Linked DNA regions of Homo sapiens: region 1 is linked to region 2. Evidence: chromatin contacts called from ENCODE Hi-C or POLR2A ChIA-PET data. All regions are on one chromosome and are shown on one strand. The core of a region is the stretch at or near the end of the contact, and the rest is flanking DNA. Distances in the headings are between cores, read along the strand shown. Region 1 holds the start of RAB23 (RAB23, member RAS oncogene family). Region 2 overlaps DST (dystonin).

Evidence for each region. Hi-C counts contacts between places; a loop is a spot of excess contacts on that map. ChIA-PET counts read pairs that join two places held with the same protein, here RNA polymerase II (POLR2A). Pooled maps may share reads with other maps.
Region 1: a pooled map shows a loop between it and region 2 (5-fold over the local background). The contact joins the promoter of RAB23 here to the enhancer-like site in region 2. A Hi-C loop is called at or near these places in 8 of 50 pooled maps. POLR2A ChIA-PET finds 5 or more read pairs at or near these places in 3 of 52 experiments (GM12878, WTC11 and activated T-cell).

What each region holds. Positions count from the first base shown.
Region 1 is chr6:57,220,005-57,225,356 of GRCh38, reverse strand. RAB23 (RAB23, member RAS oncogene family) reads left to right here and starts at 3,050. Exons shown (of 7, transcript NM_016277.5): 1 at 3,050-3,631. It also overlaps a transcript of PRIM2 not described here. RefSeq lists a silencer at 3,347-3,696.
Region 2 is chr6:56,539,283-56,545,318 of GRCh38, reverse strand. The region is part of intron 61 of DST (dystonin); the gene reads left to right. Among named protein-coding and RNA genes, the nearest start is that of COL21A1, 290 kb to the right of the region's middle. RefSeq lists enhancers at 2,239-2,658, 2,363-3,128. Within about 2 kb of position 2,463, at least 40 of the 41 ENCODE cell types and tissues checked have a DNase peak (open chromatin) inside an H3K27ac peak, as active enhancers do; they include GM12878, where a contact is called at or near this core.

The sequences.
Region 1 (5,352 bases), core at 1,801-4,300, 680 kb before region 2:
TCAAATAAAAAGTAGACTTTAATTGCACTGAGCATGTCTGCAGGGAGGATAAACACTTTTTCTCTACTCTTGTAAGTTCAGTAGCAGAAGCCTGCAAATTAAATTGACAAATGACAGATAAACAGGAGAAAAGGTTTATTTCATATGCACATGGGGGGCCTCACAGAAAGGAAGTGAAAACCCCAAAAAGCAGTTAGGCCTAAGAGCTTATATACCATTTTTTTAAAAGGTGATAAATTGTGGAGAAGTGATAAGACAAAGGAAAAAGGGGTGGGACTTGTGAAGGTGGTAAATTGTGGCCGAGTAAACTATATGAGGGAAACTATTGGAAGACAAGGGTTATTTTGCAAGGTTTGCCATATGACTCAAGTTGGTGCTCTGGTGATAGGAATCTCCTCCTCCTAGTGTGGGATGGGGAGGAGGAACAACTTCACAAAGGGAAATTTATGTCCTGCTTTTAGGCAGAAATAGGAAAAGCAGAGTGTTTCTTCTGTTCTGCTGTTTCTTAATTGCCTTCAACTCCAAATAATGCTTGTGTCAAAGTGGCATGTTTTGGGGTGGCATATTCTGGATCTCCTTCAATGTCCAACAATCCCAAGGAAATGGAAAAGTGGGGAGGAAAGAAATGATTTTGGGGGAACCCCCTTTCAGGAAGTTTTTCTCAAATTTGGATCCCAGAAGTACTCCCTGAGACCCTCTAAGATTTTCTTTTTTTTTTTTCCCATTAAAAAGAAATTTGGCAAGATATACATAAAACATAAAATTTACCATTTTTAGCCATTTTTAAGTATAAAGTTCAAGAGCATCAAGTTTATTCACATCGTTGTGCAACCATCACCACCATCTATCTCCAGACTTTCTTCATCTTGCAAAGCTAGAACTGTAGACATAAAACAGTAACTCCCCATTCCCACCTGCCCTTCCTTTCCCACAACCACTTCCCACCCCCCAACTGTCTCTATGAATTTGACTACTCTATGTACCTTATATAAGTTGAATCATACAGCATTTGTCCTTTTGCGACTAGGCATAATGTCTTCAAGCTTCATCCATGCTATAACATGTGTCAGAATTTCCCTCTCTCTCTTTTATTTTTGAGACAGGATTTGCCCAGGCTGGTCTTGAACTCCTGGATTCAAGTGATCCTCCCATCTCAGCCTCCTAAGTAGCTGGGATTACAGGGATACCTCGCCACACCTGGGTCCCTCCTTTTTTAAGGCTGAATAATATTTTATTGCATGTATATACTACATTTTGTTCATCCATTCATCCATTGATGGACATTTGGGTTGCTTCCACCCTTTGGCTATTGTGAATAATGCTGCTATAAACATGGTTGTACAAATTTTTTTTTGAGTCCCTGTTTTCAATTCTTTTGAATATATACTCAGAAGTGGAATTATTTAATCATACGATAATTCTATTTTTAATGTTCTGATGAACCATACAATTTTCCATAGTGGCCGTACCATTTTACATTCCCACCAGCAGCACACAAAGGTTATAATTTTTCCACATCCTTGCCAACACTCATATTTATTTTCTGTTCTGCTTTGTTTATAATCATCATTTTAATGAGTGTGAAGTTGTATCTCATGGTTTTGAGTTGCATTTCCCTCATGATTAGTGACCTTGAGTCTCTTTTCATGTGCTCATCGGCCATTTGTATACCTTCTTTGGAGAAATGTCTATTCAAGTCATTTGCCAACTTTTTAATTGTTTTTTTTCTTTTCTCAGAAAGGGCATCAGTACGTTACTCAAGTTTAAGAGATACTGCCAACCAAATCCTAGAGATAAATCTGTTAGCTACTTGATATTAAATTTCTTACAAATACTATTGCTATTATAGGTAAAATAATCTCCACTAATTTTTAAAATTATTAAGTGTGAATTATAATTCACATACAGAAAAATGTGCATAAGAGTACAGCTTGAATTTTCACAAATGGACACGCATTTATAACTAGCGCCAAAATCAACGGAGAGAACCTCACTAGAAGGAAGCCCCTCTTCCAGTTGCTAACTGGAAGCCCCTCTTCTAGTCGCTAACTCCTTCCAGTCACTATCCCCTGCCCACCAAGGTAACCATTATGCTAACTTTGAGCCTCTTAGTTCTTCTGTTTTTGTAGTTTATAGAAATGGACTTATGCCATGTGTACTTTTGTTGTCTTTTTATGCTGGGCATTAGGTTTCCCCAGTTGATTCACGTTATTGCCTGTAATTGCAGATGCTTTTTTGCGTTGCTGTATAGTGTTTCATTATATGAACTCTGTGTAATTTCATTAATTTATTCTATTGTTGATGGTCTTTTGGGTTATTCTCATTAAGGAATTATTACAATAAATGCAGCTACGAACATTCTGATACCTGCCTGTCCGTGCACCCTAAGTATTCGTTTCTCTTTGCTCTATATGCAGGCGTGGAACTGCGGGGCCATAGGGTATGCACCTTTTGCAGACAGTCCCAAACTGTTTTTCAAAGGAGTTGTTCCAGTTTACATTCCAGCAGCAAAGTAGAAGAATGCAGTTACTCTACATCCTGGCCAACACTTGGTATTTTCCATCTTTTTTTTCTATTCTATTTTATTTTGAAATATAAAAACAACTGAAGCAAAGTTGAGATTGCTTTTGCGGAACCTTTTCGTTTTTGGTTCGCTTCTCTGAATAATTAACCATCTCAGGCTTCTATTTTGTCCTGCAGGCTGTGTGAGTGCGTTTTCGACTTTGCTCGACATTTTTTTGCTCACTTGGCCACTTAAGATGTCATCTGGTCAAGAAAATAAGGTAGGTGTCCGAAGCGGGGCAAGCCCTTTGAGGACACTGGAAGTGTGATAACTCTGTAGGCGAAACTCATGCGGACCGTCATTGGCCGATTTCTCTTTTCTAGAGTTCACGATCTAGGAGATCCTGCTCGTCTCTGATCTCCCCACTGCCCTCCCGGGCTCCCTTGGAGGCGCCTGGAAAGCTGAGCCGCCGCCAGCCACCCGCCAGAACAGGGGCGGGGCAGGGCCGCGGGTCCGCACAGAGCATGCGCAGACGAAGCACGGCGCATGCTCCGCAGCGCGGCGGGTCCACAGATGAGGGGAGTCGAGACTCCCGCGCCCCACCACCCCCGGCGGAGCTGCTGCTGAGCCACTCAATCTGAGCCCTGGCTACTAATAAAGTTCGTTTAAAAATCATAATCATTCTTAAGAGAGCGAAAGAGGGTGCGAACTAGCCGCTCGGCCCCGCAGGGAGAGCTGGCGCGTCGGGAGGAGACAGCGGCGGCAGCGGTTGCGCCGCGACCAGGAGGAGCCGGTGGCGCCGGGCGGCGGGTCCGCGGCCGGTGGGGGACGGTGAGTAGCGGCTCGCGCTGCGGTGCAGCGGCGCTGCACTCACTCGCCCTCTCCAGGGGCTGGGGGTTCGTCCGGCTCCACTGGGGAAGACTCAGCTTCTCCCCGGGGTCCCGGGTTGTGCCTTACTCTCCGGAGTGGGCAGGGGTATCGAGGGCAGGGGCCTCCCGGCCCGGCTCCCCCATCCCCCGGTTCGGACCGCCGAGCGCCGGCTCTCCCCTCCCTGAGCACCGATCCCAAGTTCCAGCTAGAGAAGGTGGGCGGCAGCGCCAGCCCGGCGCCCCCTCCCAGCTCCCAGCGGTGGGTACCTGGAATTGCCTGGTGGGCGGGAAAGAGGGGTGGAGCGAGGGCGGCGCTGCGTCCCCAGTCTGGCCGAACGTTCGGCTTTTTGCCTGCCCCAAGTCCCGACTGGGGAAGGGGCGACCCGGGCTGGGCCAGACACCAGTAAGGGCGTGAAGTGCTCAGGTTAGGTTTGATGGCGAAGAGAGTCCTCAGCTCCACCCTGGCATTTAGACTCCTCCCTGCAGTGCGACCACTCTTTACCCGCGACCCCACCCTTCCCTAGTTTCTTGTTCATAGAGTGCTGGAATATGAATGAGCCAAATTGTGCTGTTCCATTGACACTGGTTGCTACAGAATTAACTTTACTCGGAGATCCGAGGAGCCATCGGCAGTTCCCAGGAGTAAGAACCTGAGAGCGTGTGAGAGTAAGAACTTCATTATCAGGAGCTAGTGAAGTGGCAGTAGGGTCTGAAAAGGGCTGTTAACTTCTCTAGGTTTTTATGTATCTCCTAACATCTAGGTAATTTCATTGACCCTAAGAAGTTTTTCAGTATTTTTACAAATATAACCTGTACTTCTACTTAAATAAAGGCTGTTATGAGAAAACAACCTTTTGATTAGTGAGTTAACTCACCCTTTGCTTCTCTAATTTATTAGACCGCATTAGCAAAATGTTAAAAGTTTTGGGGAAAGGGTATTTATATAAAGTATTATTGTCGAGGTTTTTAATTGTACTCAGAAGTATGCTTATTTCTAGGAACGTAATTGTTTTGATCTAGTGCTTTAAGTCTATAGTTTCTGAAAAGCAAGAGTCCGACTGCCTGTTAAAATTTAATTTGGCTTTTTTCTTTAAATTTATTTTAAGGAAATTAATTTATTATTTTAAAAAGTGTATGGTAAAATTGATTTTTTTTCGATGTACAGTTCTGCGAATTTTAGACTCATGTAACCACCACTACAGTAAGGATGTAGAACAAATCTATCGCTCCCCCGCCACAGAAAAAAAACCTAATGTGATCCCATTATATCATACTCCTTACCCCTGGCAATTACTAATCTTTTCTAGAAATGAAATCATAACAGTTAGTAATCTTTCGATGTTAGCTTTTTTTCACTCAGCATAATGCCTTTAAGATTTCTCCAAGTTGTTTCATGTATGGATAATTTCTTTTTTTATTGCTGAGTACTATTTTATTATGTGGATATGCCACAGTCTGTTTCAACATCTGCCCATGGAAGGACATTGAGGTTGTTTTCAGTTTTCTGTGATTATGAATCAATCTGCTATAAATACCATGTACAGGTTTTTGCATGGACATGTTTTCATTTCTCTAGGGTATTGCTAGGAGTGGATTGCAGGGTCATATGGTAAATGTATGTTTAACTTTTAAAAAACTGTTAAACTGTTTTCTGGAGTATCTGTGTCATTTTGCATTCCCACAAGCAACATGTGAGAGTTCTAGTTGCTCCACATACTCCCAGCATTTGATAGTGTCAGTTTTTTTAAATTTAGCCATTCTAATAGGTGTGTAGTGGTATCTCCTTGTGGTTTTAATGTGCCTTTAACTAATGGCTAAAGATGTACATGTTTTCATGTGTTCATTTGCCACATGGAGTCGTTGGTGAGGTATCTGGCAAAGTCTCTTGCCCATTTTTAAATTGGGCTGTTTTCTTATGTTGAGTTTTGAAGGCTCTTTATATGTTTTGGATACAAATTATATGTTAGATACGTGTTTTTC
Region 2 (6,036 bases), core at 1,214-3,713:
GTGAAAATGTGAGGGGGCTGGGCACAGTGGGTCATGCCTGTAATCCCAGCACTTTGGGAGACTGAGGCAGGAGGACTGCTTGAGCCCAGGTGTTCAAAACCATCCTGGGCAACAGAGTGAGACCCCATCTCCACAAAAAATTTTTAAAATTAGCCAGGTGTAGTGGTGCGCATCTGTACTTGGGAGGCTGAGACAGGAGGATCACATGAGCCCGAGAGGTCAAGGCTGCAGTGAGCTGTGATCATGCCACTGCATTTCAGCCTGGGTGACAGAGCAAGACCCTGTCTCAGAAAAAAAGAAAATGTGATGGATCTAGATATCATGATTAATATTTAACATGGTTTAATATATCTTGATTTTATTAACATTAGAGGCTATAACATTTATAGTAGCTGTCTAAACCAAATTTTTGGGGAAAAATAAACCAGTCCGGTTCTGCTCTATATATGAGCTCTTACATGTCATCCAGGTAAGACTTTGGAATGTGATTTCAAGTAACAAAGATATATGTAAATTATTGTGACAAATTTTAATAGCACAAATCTTAATGTGAATCAATATAAAAATCAGTTCAATAAAAAAGGAATTTAGTTATTAAATAAGTGGTGTATACTTGAACTCAATTAACTAGGGAATATTTTCCCATAGCACTGTTTACTTCCGAACTGTGTCATGGCCATTTTCTCATTCACATTCCCATTCTAGTGTAAGTGGTGTAAGGACAGTGGTGGCTATGTCTTTACAACATCATTTTTCCAGTGCTTACATGTTGTTTGGCAGACAGTGAGTGCTATTTTTTTGAATCATTTAATTTATGAATGAATTATTTGTGCAGTTTTAAAAATGTACTACCCACCTCAAATGTGAGGTTATATGTTGCTCCTCTTAGCTTTTCATAAGCCTAGAATAATATTGTGCTAATGATTCAGAGTTAGAGTCTAAGGTGAACTGAATTAGAGCCATTCTTTATTATGAAAAGTTCTGTAAGGATCTTAGAGTGTTTAGAGAAAGGCACTCAGAGATCTCAAGGAAACTTTATTATTCATATTGCCATGAATAAGTAGTTTTCTAAGCTTACATATCAAGAGAGCGGCAGCTGGGAGTAAGACTCTTGGCCTCTACTATTTCCCAGTCTAGTGCCCAATCCACTGTTCAAGCGTGGTAAGTATGAGACCATTTTTCTTTCTCTTATCAGTGCCTTATTACAGCCTGTGTGCTTGAACACCACAGAATCAGGTGCTTGTTGAAATATTTCACGTCTTGAACATGAAAAATTGGCATTGATATTGTGATGTGGATGGATATTTTTAAATCTCTTTTTCTTTATAGATAGTCATATATCTAGTCAACTTAATGATGGCCACATACTGAGTTGCATCTAATAATCTAATAATTGTTGAATGGATGAGTTACCGATAGAGTTTTCATTATGAAAAGATTTTTTTAAAAAAGATTCAACTCTTAGATTTATCGAATGAATATTGAGATAACGTTTTCTCATTAAAGGCACAAAAGTTTCCTCCCACATCTTTTCTGTAAAATTAACAAAGAAAGTATAAAGTTGTTTTTACTAGAACTGCCTTCTTCATTTGGAGTTAGCACAGTTTTGTTCATGTTCAAATGATTATTTTATGAGATTGAAGAAAGACCGCTTCATTTGTAACTGACACTCTGACGATGTTTCTTATTTTGTAAAATAGAGAATGTTTAGATTTTATTTAAATAAAACTATTAAATTTCCTACAAAGACTAAGAGTTGGCTTGCTGAATTTATTTTCAAACAGTATTTTTAGAAGGGTGTTCAGTAGATAAAAATCTGTGGAGGTGATTTTGTTTATTAAATATCTGGAGTCAGTGAGTACCACTCTTGGGCCTTGTGTTAACCTCAAGAGTACTGTATGGTTATTAGTAACTACTAATATTCATGTCAGCAGTGCTGAGAGCCCCTCACTGGTAGGAATACTTTACTCTGGAGAACAGTTAGATTTGAACTTGGGCTTCAAAAGGGAACGGCAAAACACTCTCGACTTCAAAGTGATCTGCACTTTGCATCGCAGATACTGCTGAAGCATCAGATTCTTCAGTGTAAAAGTGCGGTTTCAACTGAAGGATAGGGACCTATGTAGCCCCCCTTTTCCCATTTAGTATTCAAATGAGTGCGGTCTCTGGACCTTCACAAAATAATTTCTTCGCGGATCTCCCGGTGCCAGGTTCTGCCTCCGCAAGCCCTACGGATCCCCTCCCATTTTGAAGTAGTCGGCGGGGTTTCCGCGGTGTTTGAACCTGAGCTGTCCCTCTCCCCAGTGGCCGGACTCGGCCTGCTTTGCGCTGATGTCACCACAAGCTGTTACATTGCAGCCTCTCGGCTTCGAGGTACCTCCCACTGAAACCGCTCGCCGACTCCCGGGAAGAAGCGAAAGATGACTGCGAAGTTAAGTCACGGGAGGGCGTAGCACCGAAGTGGTAGAGAGCTGCGGCTCCGGAACGCCCGGCAGGCCCAGAGACGCAGCAGATGGTGCCTGAAGAGAGAGGGCGTTGCTGCAAGCGCCCTGGCTGGAGAGCATGCCTGCCCGGCACCGTGCTGCCCTGAGGAGCCGCGGACAGCCCCGGAGCTCCCTTCCGGAGTTCTTTCTGCTGCCTCCACCGCCACCGTCTCTCTCTAGCCCCAGCTGAAATGAAGGCCATACCGCGGCCACAGAACTTGGTTCAGTTTCAAAGGCTAATGTAGTCCCTGGGTTTTCTGCTCAATGTGAATTACGCTGCCTGTGCCTTAGAGGAAGCCGCGGAGCTCTTCGTTGCTGCAATTGCCTCAGGTGGAATAAGCCTTCCTAAGGAGGACCAGATAAGAATCTTTGGAAATGGCTTTTTTTTTTTTTTTTTTTTTTTTTTTAAAGAAGCTTAGTAGTACACCATGCTTTCTGTTTACTTTAAACGGTTGCTGGATTGTACTGCCCTGGGTGTCTAAAAGTCTGGTGTTTTTTTCTTTCTTCCTTTGAGTAGTTCTGAATAGCATTGAAGAAGCTTAAAACAGGAAGAAAACCTGCCTTTTCAATCAAGTTTATTTATAGCTACTCCCCCCTCCAAAAAAAAAAAGTAAAAGAAAAATGTAACTTTCTCATAACGTTAGACTTAACTTATTTTTCTCTGAAGATTTGTTCTGTGCCTTGATGTGAACAATACCAGGTCCCTGTGTTTGTCTTTTAAATTTCTGGAGCATGGTTTATTTACCAGAATGGTGGAGTTCTGCAAGCCATCTTTAAGTGGATTACAGTTAACCAGAGCTCTGCCGAAATTAACATTCAGGCTGTTAAAATGCTTGCTCATTTGGAAATTTTAATCTGGAAATATCAGACTAAAAAGGGAAATGGACTGACAATGGAATGTTCTGAGTGTTTGAGCCACTGTTAAGTGTGTGTTTGTTTATTTTCTGTGTTTTGGAGTGTGTGAACGGGGACTTTGGGAGCTGGGAAAGGTGGACAAAGGAGATTTTTGTTCTCTGTTATTGATGCACTTTATTGTTTAGAATCATCCTAAAATCAACCAGGTAAAAGGATAGTTGCATTTATACTGATGCACTGCTGATGACCTTAAACACCTCATGTATTATGAAATATATTATTTGAGCATGTGTCTTTATGCTAAAGACACTCCATAGCTCTGTTCAGAAGTATACTTTTTTGGAAGATGCTTTATCTTATTTCTTATCTGTGTCAAGAGCTGCAATATTTGTTTTAACTATCTGCAAAATGGGGAAGCCACTCAGCAGACCAGACTGTTTACGTCAGAATCCCCCATGTGTAGGGAAGGGTGAAGAAGAGGAGGACCTAAATATCGAAGACTGTTACGTCCCACAGCGGTCAATCTATGATACTGTTAGACTAAATGAACAGATAGACTCTGGTTCAAAAGGTAGTCTATCTTCCAGGCATTTTACAGATCGAACTTTACCCTACAGTCACAGAACACTGGATGTTAGTTCTTTATGCTCTAATGGTGCCCTTACTTCTTCCAGTGTATTTGAGCTGAGAGGTCGGGAAGCTAACAAACTAGATGAAAAGATGATCTTTGATGCACTCAAACTAAATAGTGATATCATTCGAACCACAGGATTACCTAAAGCCAAATCTCATGCGGAAAAGAAAGAGCATAGACGGTCATGGCGAATGTTTGTCCCGGCCAATTTTATGGATTATGCAAACAAAAGTGAAAGCTCTTTTGTTGAACCTGCTGATATGTCAGATGCTGTTACCAAGGCCAGCAAGTGCAGATGGGGTACTAATTCTCTCACTTCGGAGGAGGATGACTCTGGTTTATGTAGCCCTCCAGCAGAGAGGGAAGAAAAACAGGGCATTTTAACTGGAGACCAGTCACGAATTAAAAGTTTGTCTTCTACTGAAGATATTCTTGTAACAGACCAATACAGACCATTTTTTTCTGTTAATTCCATTAGCGAACAGAAAATCCCACTGCTTTCATGTCAAAGTGCCCACCCTGATGAAAATTTCAAAATGATTTTACATGATGTTTCTCCACTAGAGGAAGCAAAACATGTAAATGGTCAAAGGGAAATCCACGATGAAAATTGTTGCCTGCAGAATAATTTGAAAGAGAGCCCTGTGAAGTGTGACCCATTAATTATGCCAAGAAATAGAGAAAATGAGCATATTTTTAACCTTGGAGAAGAGGACGAAACATACGGACCTGGAGAATCCCAAATCACAGCACAAAGTAGGGAACTCTTGAAGGATTCCCCTCAAGATTTAGATCTCTCTCACACAGATCTAGGGGAGAGTGATGTAGATTGTGGTAGCACCAGCTTAGTAGAAAATGTGACACTTTTGACACAATATGATTCAGGAGAATGCAACATTGCATCTAAAGAGGAAGTGGAGGCTCCTCTTTCTGCCCAGGAGAGCGAAATGCTCTATAAGAAGTTCTCCCTGAAATTCGTATCAGCAAGAAAGAAAGCAGCACCCAGAAAAACAGGGGCCCAGGCAGGAATATTGGACACAGTCTGCAATGGCTTTCAGTTGGTTCAGGTAATTCATGGAAATATGAAACTCTGCAGTGTCAAAAGTTTGCGGTTCTGCTAAAAGTTTGTGGTTCTGTTTCAGAGTGGTCACTAGTGTTTCTAATAATAATGAAATCCACACTTTTGTTTTGGAGGTTTGACTAGCACCCTGCAAGATGCCACATATTGATAAATGGATAATTATAACAAATTAATAGGGACTGTTTTGGAGAAGAATTGATATTCCCAGCTGTTCAGGGTCCTGTTATTGATTGTGCAGATGGTGGCCATTCCCCTTCATTTAGAAGGCCTCCACTGTGAATATATGTTAATGTTAGGCTTTTACACAAATTGTGGTAAAGACACTGCCATTTAAGAGCCATTATATTGGATTTATTAAGCTTGAACAGGCTTAGTCATGAAGGTACAAACAGTATTATATTGTTATGGCCTGCAAAGTACTCTATCCACATTAAGGACTTTTTTTAATAGGTTGAAAAATTTCTCTCAGGAGCTCTGCATGTGAGAGTAGAGTTATTATGCTGTACTTTGCAGGCATTATAGCTCCCAACTTTTTGTGAGTGGTGAATGAGGTAAGAAAGTAAAGGGTGCAGCCTTGTAATAAGTAGAGATTGCTTGTCAAGCCTGTAATTTTTTTCTTCCCACTCAGATTGAAGTTCAGCTGTTTTGGTACTTTTACTAAACTCTTCTGGTAAACTTGGCCTCAAAGGTAGTTTTATTTTATTTTAAACTTCTCTTCATGCTTGTGTGCTGTGGGTTAGATTAGGGGGAAAGGCTCTCTTCATAGGTATTTTGTTAACATTGAGAGATAAGGAACTTAGACAATATCAGAACCGTTCCTCTTCTCAGTCTGTGAAATAATTGTTCTTGTTAGTTATGCCTTTTTCTTAGACATGCAGTAAATGGCATGCTAATTTAAAAGCTTAGCAAATTAATTTTTTTCTGTAAAGGATATTTCAGTTTATTTGTAGAAAACAATTAAATCTTAGGGGAGTATATACTCT